Regions from separate parts of the Homo sapiens genome. Here region 2 is linked to region 1. Evidence: chromatin contacts called from ENCODE Hi-C or POLR2A ChIA-PET data. All regions are on one chromosome and are shown on one strand. Each heading gives the region's core, a stretch centred on a gene start or an enhancer-like site at or near the end of the contact. The rest is flanking DNA. Distances are from core to core; before and after follow the strand shown. Region 1 holds the start of ITM2B (integral membrane protein 2B). Region 2 has its middle 95 kb from the start of CYSLTR2.

Region 1 (7,230 bases), core at 2,137-4,636:
GTAGCTGGAATTACAGGCATGTGCCACCATGCCCGGCTAATTTTTTGTATTTTTGTATTTTTTTTTTCTTTTTTTTGAGACGAATTCTGGCTCTGTTGCCCAGACTGGAATGCAGTGGCGTGATCTCGGCTCACTGCAAGCTCCGCCTCCCGGGTTCACGCCATTCTCCTGCCTCAGCCTCACGAGTGGCTGGGACTACAGGCGCCCGCCACCACACCCGGCTGATTTTTTGTATTTTTTTTTTTTTTTTAGTAGAGACGGGGTTTCACCGTGTTAGCCAGGATGGTCTCGATCTCCTGACCTCGTCATCCGCCCGCCTCGGCCTCCTAAAGTGCTGGGATTGCAGGCGTGAGCCACCGCGCCCGGTCAATTTTTTGCATTTTTAGTAGAGTCGGGGTTTCTCCATTTTGGTCAGGCTGGTCTGGAACACCCGACCTCAGGTGATCTCCCTGCCTCGGCCTCCCAAAGTGCTGGGATTACAGGCATGAGCCACCTCACCCAGCTTCTCCCTCTCTTTCATCAGTGCAGAGCATATCCAGTCTTTTCACAAAGCAAAACAAAAATCCCAAGTGCCACAGCCAGTCAAATCAAAAGAGATCTGCATTTGTTATTAGGATAATTCCTAAAGGGTCTCGGGATATTATAGAGCCCAAGATTTGAAAAAGAAAAAAAAATGCATCTGCTAGTTCAAGGAAAATAATGATAAATTATTTTAAAATTACATGAAAATAATTTATATAAAATAAATTAAAATAATTGAAAAGCATATATAATATTGAAATAGGAAGTCGGTAAGAAAAATAAACAGTGCTTAAGTCTCTGAAGAGGTCAGTCAAAGCCTTCAAAGCTCTCACCTAGAAGAAACACTTCTTTTATGAAAGTTCAGACAAAGCCACAAGATGACCAGCTAAACTCACACATTGGGTTAAGAGAAGAGGCAACAGGAGCACATTTCAAAGGGCTTATTCAGTGACGTTGTTTCACCAAGGACCCTATACTTGTGAAAAATAAAATAAAATAAAGTTTTCCAATCATTCTGTAAAACCACAAGAAATTTCTCTGAATAAGGAATTGTTTCCTTGAGAAAGAACAGACAGAATAGAGATGTAAAGAACCTAAAAAGAAAAAAAAAATCCCTGTTGAAGCACATAATGCAAATCTATTAAAATATTTTAGAATTCAGTTCCCCACTTCCATTTTTTCCTCCCTCCTTTGGTAAGCATAAAAACAAACATGGTTGCTGGTGATATGCAGAGCTGGAATCAGATTCATCTTGCTCTCTCAAACTCAACGTCAAAAAGGAAAACAAAGGTCCTCTAAGACTCCCTTTACATTTGGTAGTTAATAGTAACTTATAACTATGTTTTTAACTTTCTTTTGTTGAGTCATGGACTCTCCTCCTCCCTGGCTCCTAAGTTTTCAGGGTCAACGGGCAACCTTTTCTAAATCACAAGACTGGATTTGCTATGTTTGGTCTTGCTCCAGCGTCTTTATTATCCCTGCTGTTGTGCACTACACAGTTCTGTAGACACATGAGATAAAATGGAGAAAAAAAACCAGGAGATTATTCCCAGACCGGTTGCCAACTGATTTTAAACTGTTGCTCACTGCAAGTACACAAAATAATGAATGGTCTTTTATTCATGAGTCTTTCAAAATAGAAATCCTGGGGCGGGGAGGATTTCTAGTTTTGTCAACCTCATTTGTTCATCCTTTGCCTCAGCTTCCTAGTCTGTTCAGTAGTGTTGTTCACGAAGAATTTTGTTTTATTTTCTTCTGTAATTCCTTTTTTCCCCCCGGAGTATAATGACAGCCAGATTCTTCTCTATCATCTACTGCAAAATGCCTTGAGTATTTTTCTACCATCTTATTTTAACACAGAACGAAGTAGGAAGGATGTACATATAATTATTTATAATCCTCCAGATCTTGCTTCCAGAAATACTTAGTCTTCAACTGTAATGTCTCAGGGAACCTATTAAACTAGGGAGCTGGAAGCAGTCGTTGACTTTGAGGAATTAGATAACATTAGATACTATGAAAGTCCAGTCCATAGAGTCAACCTCACAGAGCCGATGCCTGCACAAGGGCGACCCAGGAGTTTAAATAAGTTGCTGCAAGTATGGTTAGCTACTGTTAAAACTCACCAGAACTGGAACCTAACTCATCCTCCTCTTGGTTGAGCAGATTTCATTTTGACAGGAATTTCTGAATACCCAAAGCAAACTCAAAGTCTGGCCTGGGTTTCTATCTCAGCCCAGGATGCTTCTGAAATACATGAACAGAAGGATTTGGAGATCTTGGGCTGTTTCCCTGGGACTTATGATCTGACATTCTATGGAAATACCCAACTCCCTCCTTGAGCAGGGCCAAATCCCCAAAGATCTCAGACTGAACCCACTTTTTTCAGGGTTGGCCCAAGGCAGAGCTGACACAGCTGTAACATTCTAGAGCACACCCACAACTCTGGATGAACCAGGACAGAATGGGGTGGAAGGATACAAGATAACACATTTGTCCAAGGGGGCCGTCTGTTGACACAGTAATGAACGCAGTAACGACGGGAGCCAGTATTCTACCTCGCATTAGTTGTAAATGAAACGTCTTCAAAACATGAGAATTTTGCGTTATCCTTAATTATTTTTTCATTTTGCAGAAAAATAAAGGGACTCGTCATCGAGTACTTTGAGTCACAAATCAGCCAAGTGTGCATGTGGTTTTTTTCCAAGTACGCACAAGAGTGGAACATTTCGTTTTACGAGTGTGAGATGTTTGAAATACAAATCTGCCAAGAGCTTCCTCCACATTGGTCTGGGACTAGGCAGAACAGGCCCTGACCTCCTGAGAGAGGGAAGGAAGACCAGGCAGGTCTGAGCCAGGTAAACGCCCTTGGGTGAGGTCCGTGAAAGATAAAGTCAGATCTCAAGGACAGAGAGCTTTAAACATGTTTGTGCTCCACTGAGTCGGTTACCTAATAAGTGAGAAAATGAAGATGTGGATGCACAAAAATTCCATGGCCTTTAGGCTCGCGGTGGGGACAGGGTACAGGGAAGCGGCGGTCTGGTGCTGCCAAAGGTTAGTCCCTTGTACCCGGCGAACTCAGGAAAGTTCACTCGATTTCGCTACAAACCTGCAGCACTCGGCCTGGAGGTAACCTGGTTGGGAGCGAATTCAGAACTGGAAATTCCAGGCGGCCCAGAGGGACACCCATCCCTCTCCGAGGCGCGCCGGGATCCGGCGCCCAGCTGCGGGGCGAGGGCAGGGTCCCGCGCAGCACCCCACCCCCGGCCGCTGGCCCCGCCCCCGCCCCCGCCCCGCCTCCCAGGGGATGTGCGAGCAGTCTCCGCCCTCGCGCGGGAGCTGGGAGGCTGCGAGATCCCTACCGCAGTAGCCGCCTCTGCCGCCGCGGAGCTTCCCGAACCTCTTCAGCCGCCCGGAGCCGCTCCCGGAGCCCGGCCGTAGAGGCTGCAATCGCAGCCGGGAGCCCGCAGCCCGCGCCCCGAGCCCGCCGCCGCCCTTCGAGGGCGCCCCAGGCCGCGCCATGGTGAAGGTGACGTTCAACTCCGCTCTGGCCCAGAAGGAGGCCAAGAAGGACGAGCCCAAGAGCGGCGAGGAGGCGCTCATCATCCCCCCCGACGCCGTCGCGGTGGACTGCAAGGTCCGAGCCCGGGGAGGTCGAGGAAGCGGGTGCTGGGCCCGGCCGGGGAGGGCTGCGCGGACTGCAGCGGCAGTGCGCCCCGAGGTGGCGGGCGCGGGGCTCGCGCCGCGGGGACAAGTCCCCGAGAGAGCCCGGCGCTCCCGTTTCCTGTGGGTCCGCAGCTCCTTTGTAAGGAAGTGCGTGTGCTGGAAGCGGTGCCTGACGCGGGGTCGGGGGCTTGGGAGGCCTGGAGAGGGAACGATTGGCTAATTGTGCCGAATTCCCGGTCGTTTGTGCAGTCCGGGGAGCGTGCGTGCAGCCAGGACTTGGCTTGTTCGATCTGGGGACCGGCAGCGACAGGCACAACAACAACAACCGAGTTTGGCACTTCCTTCCCAGTATAAATAATGTACCTAAAATGGCTGACATCATTACAAGCCTAAACCTCTGTTGTTTCCCACTTTCGTTTCTAGGCTTGAACAGCACTTGGACTAAGTCCAGCAACTGTAAGCGTCTTAATTTTAAAAGCGTTTCTTTACCTCCTTTTTCCACGGCCCTTCGGTAGTGGCAGGTGAACTTCACCTGGAGAGGGGACGAAGGGACAGTCCGCCCGAAGTAGGTTTGGGCTGTCTCTTACCATTACTAGTAAAGGCCAGTAATGACTATGTGGATGTTAGTGAAAAACCAATTGTTGGCATTTAAATTGTATCAGCGTCTTTGTGAGGACTCCTGCTGCGTGAAACTAAACATGAGAAATTTGCCCCCGGGTCCCTAATAAAATTCTCCTTTATTTTACAAAATCTCCCTTTAATCCTAGGAAAATTCATGAAGTGGGGCTGTTACTGTGTTGACTTTTAGTAGGTTACGATCATATTTACTTAAATATGAGTGTAATTGTCTCATAAGTTAAAAAAGCCCACAGCCTCTTACCCAGACCCTTTTTAGGCTGCAAAAATTAGAAATTAACTGTAAAGTTATGTTGCTTATCTTATTTTTTGTTGTTGTTAGCATTTTTCAAGACCTATTATCAGTAGGGTAAATTTAGTTTTAACTTAAAAAAATTGGTGTGCCACGTATGAATAATGGGAGTTTTTATATGGACGAATGAAAATTATTGCTGAAAAACAGGCCACTAATATACTGTAAAAAATTCACAATATAATGGTAATCTAGACATCATATTATAATTTATTATATTCTGAATATAATCTATCTTCAGAATATAATGGTAATCTTACTTTCTGGAAATGTTCTGATAAAAACAGACACGTCAGAGGTTGATTTCTAAATGACTTGCCTTGCCTTGAAATAGGAACAGTGAACTGATTCCCTAAAAGGATTAAAGGTTTTGGTTTTCGTATTGGTATTGTTTTCCTGAAGCCATTGCAAACAATCTTGGTCTTTAAAGAAAATGTTTGGAATGCACAGATGAAAATTGCAGTAGCAAATTATTATGTTAGCTCTTTGTTTATCTAACATTCGTTGTACCTAAAATAGATTGAGAGTCAAGTATCCAGTCACAACAGTCTCAAATATATGTAGTCTTAATGCTATCACATATATATATATACACACATACATTTAAAAATCCTATTAACAAATATAACTGCTCCCATTTAGAAAGGAGAGAGTGAGCGAGCATTGGATGATGTCACTTCAGACAGCTTTTCTCTGTTCCGCTGTAGTGGAGATTTGAAACTCTGGACAAACATCAGAATTACATTTGCTGAGCACCATTAAATCTGACTTCTGACAATTTTTGTCATTTCTGAAATAGTGACTCTGCCAGATTCTCAAAATTGCTCACGAGTTCACCATATTTAAATTTTGTGGTCATTGCAGCTATAAGTAATCATTGGTAGCTCCGTGCTTTGTTTTCCATTTTTTATTTTCTCAGATCCTCCATATCCAAAGAAAAATACTACTGGGACTAAAGAGTGAGGGCCAGAGTCGTCTTTGTAAACCACCCAGCAGTCACGGATGAGTTGGTAGATAAAAAATGACTAATTCTTTTTCCAGCTATAAGCTGAAAGACTTCTTTAGGGGATGACAAAATATTTCTCTACATTAAAAGTAGAATCCTTATAATCAGTCAGTCGCTTAACGGGAAAAGGAAAACCTTAATGACAGACTTTTGTGAAAGAAGTTCTGATCTCTTCATTTCAGAGCTTGGGCAGTGATTACATAATGTTCTCTGGCTCCTTGCGGGTGGCTCTGTGGCAGCCACCTTGTCTGACTGCCTGGACTGGGAACAGAATCAGCCTTAATGTGTTTTGCCGAGGGCATTTCCTTTGCCTGGTTGGTTGAAAGAATCAAACCAAGCTAGTTAATGGCCTAGAACTCCTGAACAAGAATTTTTCTTATCTTTAACCCTCCCAGATCACAATATCCCGCAGACCATTGTTTTCCAAAATGTGCTCTTAGGGACCACCTGCTCTGGTTTTAAAATGCAGATTCTGTTACCTTATGCCACAAGAATTCTGATCACTCTAATCAGCTGGCTTATATAACATGCATTCCAGTACTTTTACATTGCTCCTGTCTTTCTATTTTTTTCTTCTGCAGGGTGAGAACTCTCCAGAAACAGTTCTATTACCCCATTTTTCAGTCTTATCTTTTCAGCAGCTATTAATCCTAACAGCCATTTCTATTGATAGTTTTATCTCAACTAGCTTGCTGTTTATTCTTTTCCTGCATTTTCCCCTTAATTGTTTTCACCTTCCTCCTCTCCTAGTAGGCATAAAGCTCTTAGAGCTATAGAGACAGCAAAGATGGGATGTATTTTGGGTAGCAGAAGTGAATTTGAAATTATATACATGTTTTATGCTATAGGCAACAATTCATATATTTTTGTGGCAATACTTTGAACCTTGGGAAATTGTTTTATATTTGCAGATAACAAAATACTTGATGTACTGTATCAGAAGTCCCAGTTTTGTCATTACATAACTACTTGATCTTGGGCTTAAATTTTTAGGTTTTCTGTCTGTAAGATGAGAGGGTAGGACCAGATGGCCTGTAAGGATTCTTCCAGTTTCAAAAATCTATGAAGATGCTAGGATTACATAATTATATTTGGCAGACATTAAATTGTTTTAATTGTGAAAAATAGCAACTACCTCCTCACTCTAACCAGACTATTCCCTTTCTTCCTTTTGGTGTTTAACATGTTACATTCTTCCCTCATATCAAGTAGCAGTGGGTCAAAGAGAAAGGAGATGGGTAGAGGTATTATGTAATAAAGCACATTGTCACTTCTGTTTACCTCACAGTGAACAGTGAAGTTGTCAGCACCTCTTTGTTGCAATGCCTGCTTATGAAACCCCTTTTCCAGTATCAGGCCACAGAATAGCTTAAGCTTGCTTCATATGTATCCCTGCAAGTTGTTTTGCTGACAAATAGTGTTGCTTTCTCTCTACCCCACTTTGTAGATATTCTTTAAAAGGAGAGAGAAAAGTAAAGTGCTGATATAGGAGAGAAAATAGTGGCAGGGTGAGTGCAAGAGAGAAAGTGAAGGCCGACTCACCCAGTAAAAGTTTTGAGTTACCCATGACAAATGGCTGTTTAGACCCTGGTTCTTTACCCTTTCTGGT
Region 2 (7,230 bases), core at 2,635-5,134, 520 kb after region 1:
AATCTATAAATCTGTACGGGGAAAACTGACATCTTTATTATGTTGAGTCTTCCAATCTGTGAATATGTAAGTCTTTCCATTTATTTAGAGCTTCTTTGATTTCTTTCATCAGCATTTTGTAGTTTTCAGTATACAAATCTTGTACACGTTTTACTTGAAAAATCGAATAAAGTAATTTTAAGTCATTGATATAGGTGATAAGTATAGAGATATATCTGTAACTTTTTAAATGGGACCAGGTACAAAAAACAAATGATTTGAAATGGATCTAGGTACCGAAAGCAATGCTGCACATTTTATCTTTCCCCCTGCCCCAGGGCAACAAGAAGGGAAACAAGTGAGAGCTGCCAAGGGTGAGGTTTGACAGCACAGGACTCTGGGCAGCCAGATACTCCACAGAGAAGGGAGCCCAGAAGAGGGTGAAGGGTCTGTGAAAGGGATGTAGCGGGGATATCCCAGATGGTCTTCCCCTACTTCATAGTATTGCCAAGGAACACCCAGGGCCAGTAACAGCTCAGGGGAGGAATAGAGGCTTGTGATCTCTTAAGCAGGAAACCCACAAATCCTTTAACCAAAAAGACCCTATATGAGATCCCAGTTTCCCACTCAACTATGGAAAGGTGATACACATAAATTTAAAATTATCCAACAACTTAGAAAGAAATTCAATCATAGAAAGTGTGCTCATCCCAATCTGTTCACCTATCACACCCACTGTGTTAATATGTTCTTCTTAACCATCTCAGAGTACTTCTCCTTGCTGCCAGAAAATCATGATGGTGAACAAAGACAAAGAGAGAATTTGATTATTTACCATTTTTCCAACTGCAAAGTCAGTAGGGCATGTCTCCCAGTTAAATATATTGTGGTCCCTTCCATGCGGCATTGAGCCACAGGAGCCAGTATCAGCAAAGGTCATTTTATGTCTTGTAATGTTTGCGAAGATAAAACTGAACTCAAATAGTAAGAATTTTTGTTTTAAGTTCTCACCTTTCCCATGATGCAACAGAGACAACTATGTCAGAATTCAGAAAAACAAAGATGAAAATGTAATATCCATGAAGAATAAGACAAGTCAAATTATATCATACCTGAAAGAAACGGAATTTTGTTTTTAAGGCAAACAAGATCCAGCAGATATAATTTTTGGCTCTTTTGCCACATACAAATCACTAAGAAGCAATAGCATTTTATTATTGCACAAAACAATTCCTGAAGAGAAGAAAATGATGAGTGGGCATTGTCATGTCAGGCTTTTGTTCAGGCTTAAGGAATATATTAAGAAACACCAAGGCAAACATCTATCCAAACCTCATTCAAATAGATGGAGCAGACTCCAAGACTAAAAAGTATAAAATAGCACGCAATAGAACATTGATCTCCATAAGCATACATTACAAATTTTAATGGAAAGTTATTGAAAATAAATTTACTATACCTATTACTTGAGCCTACTCGAGAGAATTCAGAACTAATATTAGAGGAAGAAATGGGCACAGCAGCCAGAACATTCCACAGCTGGGCTTTTGGAATGAGGCAGTAGGAAAAAGCTGTGATTTTGTTGAGTAAAAGGAATGAGCTGGGATCTGGTGTATCCAGAGTCTTTCCTACTCCATATGGGCTTTCTCAAGTCTTGGGGAAGTCACTGTGAAGAAATGCCACTTCCCAAATGAACATTGTGAATGTCTTGGCAATTCATTTCTGAAGCAAATCTTATCTAAATAAGACATGGGAGAAATGAATGGTGATTTGATCATGGTTAGGGGGACCACAGGAAGTGGTCTGCAAAGAGAACAGCTGCTGACCAAAGAAAGCAAATGCTCGATAGTACTTGCTCTGGGCCAGTCACAGGTCTCAGTGCTGTACAGGTGCCAACCCATTAACCCTGAGGACAATCCCATGAACTAATTATTATCATGATGCCGTTTTATACATGAAGAAAATGAGGCACAAGGATGTGAGATAAATTATCTAATATTATTCAGATTAGCCAATGGTAGGACTGGAGTCCAGGTTCTTACATTTTTTTTTTTTTTTTTTGAGATGGAGTCTAGCTCAGTTGCCAGGCTGGAGTGCAGTGGTGCAATCTCCTCTCACTGCAAGCTCCGCCTCCCGGGTTCAAGCAATTCTCCTTCCTCAGCCTCCTGAGTAGCTGGGATTACAGGCACGTGCCACCACGCCCAGCTAATTTTTGTATTTTTAGTAGAGATGGGGTTTCATCATGTTGGTCAGGCTGGTCTGGAACTCCTGACTTCGTTATCCACCCCCCTTGGCCTCCCAAGGTGCTGGGATTACAGGTGGTAACTACCACACTATGAAAGAGGTTTAATAGAATGCTACACATCAGGCAGGGAATAGAAAAATTGGTGCTAAGTCCTTCCACTTTCCATAGCAAGTGCCACAACAATGTCCCATGTATTAGACTTGCAAGATGGTCCTCATCACTGCCATCAAGACTAGAAGACTCCCGTGGTATTAACTTGTCACAAAGACCTAAAGAAAGGCATGCAATCACTGAGGGAGAATTTTTCTGAGGAGAGAAAGAGCCTGGGAGTGGAGACTTGATTAAGAGGCACAACAGAATACTGAAGAAACAACAGGCTGAGATTCAGGAAGCTCTGGAACAATCATTTCAACCTGAACCAAAGGGTTAGGTCTGAAAAGTCTAACAAGAATGTCCAAAGTGTCTCCAAGGGCCCAGGTGAAGTGACCCTGTTAGGCTGGTAATGAACAGAAGAAACAAAAATGATCAGGCCATAGACCAATCATGGTATGAAGCCAAGTCCAGTTAACAAAAATATGCTGCATCCCTGTGAGTTACCTTCTTCATGGTTTACTCCTTTGGTAAAATGGCTTTGCCCATTAAGCACCCAACTAACAGAGTTGTACTGAAGACCATTAGAGGGGCAATGTCTCAGAGAAGCAAAGGGAAAGGAGGCCCTCCCAAGGTCATAGAGGTTAGAGAAGAGCCCCTAATTCCTTCATACCGCCTGTGGAAGGTACTAGCAAGCACACAACTGGTAGCCTTCTCTTCAGTCTGTTCCATTACAGTGGTTTCCTTCTTCTCTGCTGTTATGTTTAATAGGAAAATGCAATGTATCCTCTGAAATTTTAGCTTTGAGATTGCACCAGGATCTAACATGTGGTGCTGCGATGTCCTGACCATGCCACCCTGGCCAGTTCACCAGGCCAGGCAGGGCTGAGCCTGGAGCTAAAACAGATTGCATACCCAGGCTTCCCCCCAGGGCCCAGGACAGCTGTCATATGCCCGTTTCAGGCCACAGAAAGGATGATAAAAAAAAAAATCTGTCTTCTCTCCTCCTTCTCAGAGCCTTTTCTCTGCAAAGCAGTGTTTTTTTCAAAATGGGATAGCCAGCGCCCTGCCAGGGATAGAGGGCAAAAGTCAGCAGCCAAATGAGTCAACTCCATGGTCCCTTCATGACACCATTCAGTCATGAGAGTGTTTTCCCAGAACTCAGCACCCATCTGGGACCTCTGGCCCCTCACACCTGCTGCTTGTTCTGTGGGACATGTCCTGCCCTCTGCTCTAACCCCCTCCTTCCTTGGACCTGCCTGATTCCCATTCATCCCATAGGAATTACCTTGGTGACCTTCCTTGGGAAGTCTGTCTGCCTGCCTCAAGGTTACAGGGTAGGCCATTTATACATATGTGGTCCCTCAGCACCTCCTGTTCACTTCACTATAGGATTTATCAAGCTCTATTGCAATTGCTTGTTTACTTTTATTTTCTCTCCTACTAGACTGTACACTCCGGAGGAAAGGGACTGTGTCTAGGTCATGGCTGATAACCAGTGCCCAATTCTGGGCCTCAACAAATGCCTTGTGGGATGAGCTCATGCTGGAACCTAGCGGGTGTGCAGACTCGTGCATCATTCAGGAGCAGTGTGCTCAAGAACAGTTACTGATGTCAGACAGGCCTGGGCTACAATTCTAGTTCTGCCACTTAGTAGCTAAGTGTTGTTAGACCAGCCCAAAGCTGAATTCTCTCATTCGTAAAATAACAACCACAACAATGATAATACTTACTAATTTTGTTATGATTGCACTACCTACCTCAGGATTTAAATAAGGATTAAGTGAGATATTCTAAGTGCTTAAAATAGACCTTAGCACATTCCAAAGGCTGGGCGACTATTAGCAATACACCTCTCCTCCCCCGATGCCAGGTTCTTCTGCTAGAGTCCATTTTGAAGAGAAAAAATTATTAGATTTGATGAAAATAAAATGGAATTGTTTTTCAAAGGCAGATTCCCATCCAGCAGAAGCACTTAAGACAATCATCTTTCACAACGATGAGTAATATCTCTCACGCTGTCATCCAGAATGACTCACAGCATCAGAGGGTCTCATGTCCAAGGGCGCATTCGAACTGTTTCTTAAGAGTCATTTCTTACTCATCACAAAACTCACCATTAGGTGGCAGCCGAGCCGGGGGCCCTCAGAGAAAAGAGCGAACTGACCTTTGAAGGCAGAGCCGCTACCAGAGGCCACACCGCTGAGAAGCGAACATCTGACTCATCTGGGGAGTGTTAGCCCAGAAATGACAAGGGCTTAATTCAACAACGTGTAAAATATCACATCCCCATGCCCAGAGGAGTACAATAGACCCAGTAAGCCCAAGAGTAATCTCCCCAGAAATAAAAGAATTAGGGCTGTTGACAAATGAAGACAAAAGCTTCTAAACCATTTTAGGTGCTTGTAATAAATTTGATCCCAAGATAATTAAGTGATATTGTGAGCAGCCTCATCTAGTCGTGTGTCTCTCCTGCTTAAAAGCCTTCACTGCCCCACCGGGTTTCTCAATCACTGCCTGTGTGGGTTGCACGGGGGGTAAGACCGGTGTCAGACTCTACAGGGGAGCATAAAAAAAGAAACATTCAATACACCTCCTATTTTCATAATACAAACTGCAGAGAGTAAAGCTTGATGGACTCTATCTGGTGCTAATATGCAGATGATAGAGTGAAAAGGCATGGAAAGGACATGGATTTTCAAAAAGGCATCAGAAACATGGGCATACTAATAACAATAATGTTAATTAACATGTATTAAGTACCTGATATGCACTGTGCTATCTACCTTACGGGCTTTATCTCATTTAGTCCTTAAAATCAGCCCATGAGGTAGGAATTATTAATATTCCCACTTGACAACTAGGGAAACTGAGGCTCAGAGAGATTAAATGATTTGTCTAAAGGCACATAGCTAGAATCCAGAGACAGGATTCAGACCTCAGCAGTCTGACATTGGAGCGATCACAAGGACATCCGAGGAGCTTGGCAGGACTCCTGAGTGCTCTGGTATGTTCCTTCCTTTTTGCCTTCACTCCTCCCAACTGGACGCTTGGTGAGCTAAAGAGCTGCAGAAAAGCAGCTTTCTGGGTTGAGCTGAACATTCCTGAAGCTGAGAGGTTCCACTGAACCAAGAAGAGACCAAAGGATAAACAGCACCATCAAACAGGCATTCGTCCCTGGGCCCTCCATGGCTGAGTACCAGCCAAGACTTTCACTATTCCAAGATAGAAGCCTCCACAGATAGAAATTCCCAGCCTAAACAGGCTTCAGCCCATGGTTATTATTAATAAAATGCAGTCCTCCTTGCCTTGAAAGCTTTGGGAATCTCTCTTCTCCAGCTTTCTTCTTTCAAGGGCAGGGCCCTGCGTTCCCCACACTCTCTCTTACTCTGAGGCCTGGCACGTGCCTTCTTGGCAGTGTTATCATGGCAGATATGCCTTTTAAACTTAGCTCAGACATTGCTTCCTTTGCAGAACCACACCGGCCACACTCAGAGTTCCATGTGCTCTCTTCACCCTCAGAGGACTCTGTAAAAGCCAGCACGGAGCACTTCTCTTACTGTTGTTCACCTATTTGTCAGACTTCAGCACTAGACTATGAGCTCCCTGAGGGCCGGACTCACTCTTGTTCACCTTTAGCTGCTCAGTCCAGCCCAGTGCCTGGAATGAAAGAGAGGTCCATTTCATGTTTACCAAATGAATGGATTCTGAAATACCCTGTCTGCTCTCTGGTTACGCAGTGCAACACCTTAGGCCATAAAATTAGTTCCTGCTTAAAAGCAGGAGCAGGCTCTATGCACTCCCAGTTAGAGTCAGAATCTGAGCAGCTATGTTCCAAGGCTAGACAAGAGTCTGGGACACACTACTACTGAGGCTATTAAAAGGAAGTCTGCGGCCCTGGCCCGGCGTGGTGACTCTTGCCCGTGATCCCAGTGCTTTGGGAGGCTGAGGCAGGAGGATCGCTTGAGGCCAGGAGTTTGAGACCAGCCTAGGCAACAAAGCGAGACACGGTCTCTGAAATTTTTTTTTAATTAGGCAGGCCTGTAGTTCTAGTTGCTCGAGAGGCCAAGGCAGGAGGATCACTTGAGCCCAGGAGTTTGGGGTTGTAGTGAGCCATGATTGCAGCACTGCACTCCAGCCTGGATAATAGAGTGAGACCCTGTCTCTTAAAAATAAATAAATAGAAAATAAAAGGAAGTCTTCAAACATTACCCGTGGGGTTTCCTCAAGAGCCTGTGGGTGCCTGACTCAAGATCCCTGTTTATAGCAAGGAACCAGGGGAGCAGTCCCTCCAGCCCCTGCCTTGGTGCTTCCTCTGGTTCTAATTGTGGTTTTGCCATTACTTTTAATGGCAAAACCCACAATTACTTTTGCAGCAACCTAATAGCAAGGGGTTCTTCCCAAGAGGACACCAGGCCACAGCACATTTTATTTTTTTTCACAATGAACTTTTGGGCTGTTTTCCTTTAGCTGTGCAGCTACAAGGCTAGAGCTTGCATTCACTGTCTTAAGTCCCTTGCAGATACAGGTGCACACATTTTTCAAACTATAGAGCTGTAGCATTTTCATGTCAACTCAATGTTCACAGTGTCAATTTAGTGCCCTCCTTGGGCACAAAACCACAGCAGTGCTCTTGCTGTTTTGCAAGAAATACCTTCTGCAGTCAGCCTCCGCTGAGAGCTGCAGCCCCTGACTTTAGAGCATGCTTCCTGTAAAACTAAAGTGAAATGCATATTTCCAGGTCTTGTCTTGCCAAAAATTTCAAATATATATTGTCAATATTTTATGCTTACAGTGAAGCAGAGAGAATAATATCACAAAAATCTGTTCTTCTCCACCCAGATTTGTCACATGTGAAAATTTTGCTATATTGTTCCCAGATTCTTTTTTAAAGGGGTAAATCATAGGCACAGTTG

Evidence for each region. Hi-C counts contacts between places; a loop is a spot of excess contacts on that map. ChIA-PET counts read pairs that join two places held with the same protein, here RNA polymerase II (POLR2A). Pooled maps may share reads with other maps.
Region 2: a loop to region 1 is called in a pooled map, with 4 times the contacts of the local background. The contact joins the enhancer-like site here to the promoter of ITM2B in region 1. A Hi-C loop is called at or near these places in 2 of 37 single-sample maps with no recorded cell type and 4 of 50 pooled maps. POLR2A ChIA-PET finds 5 or more read pairs at or near these places in 1 of 52 experiments (BJ).

The regions. Positions count from the first base shown.
Region 1 is chr13:48,229,820-48,237,049 of GRCh38, forward strand. ITM2B (integral membrane protein 2B) reads left to right here and starts at 3,387. Exons shown (of 6, transcript NM_021999.5): 1 at 3,387-3,658. The coding sequence starts at 3,542. RefSeq lists silencers at 3,263-3,622, 3,633-3,842 and enhancers at 3,898-4,595, 5,700-6,287.
Region 2 is chr13:48,745,452-48,752,681 of GRCh38, forward strand. No RefSeq gene overlaps it. Among named protein-coding and RNA genes, the nearest start is that of CYSLTR2, 95 kb to the left of the region's middle. RefSeq lists an enhancer at 3,923-5,122. Within about 2 kb of position 3,885, at least 18 of the 41 ENCODE cell types and tissues checked have a DNase peak (open chromatin) inside an H3K27ac peak, as active enhancers do.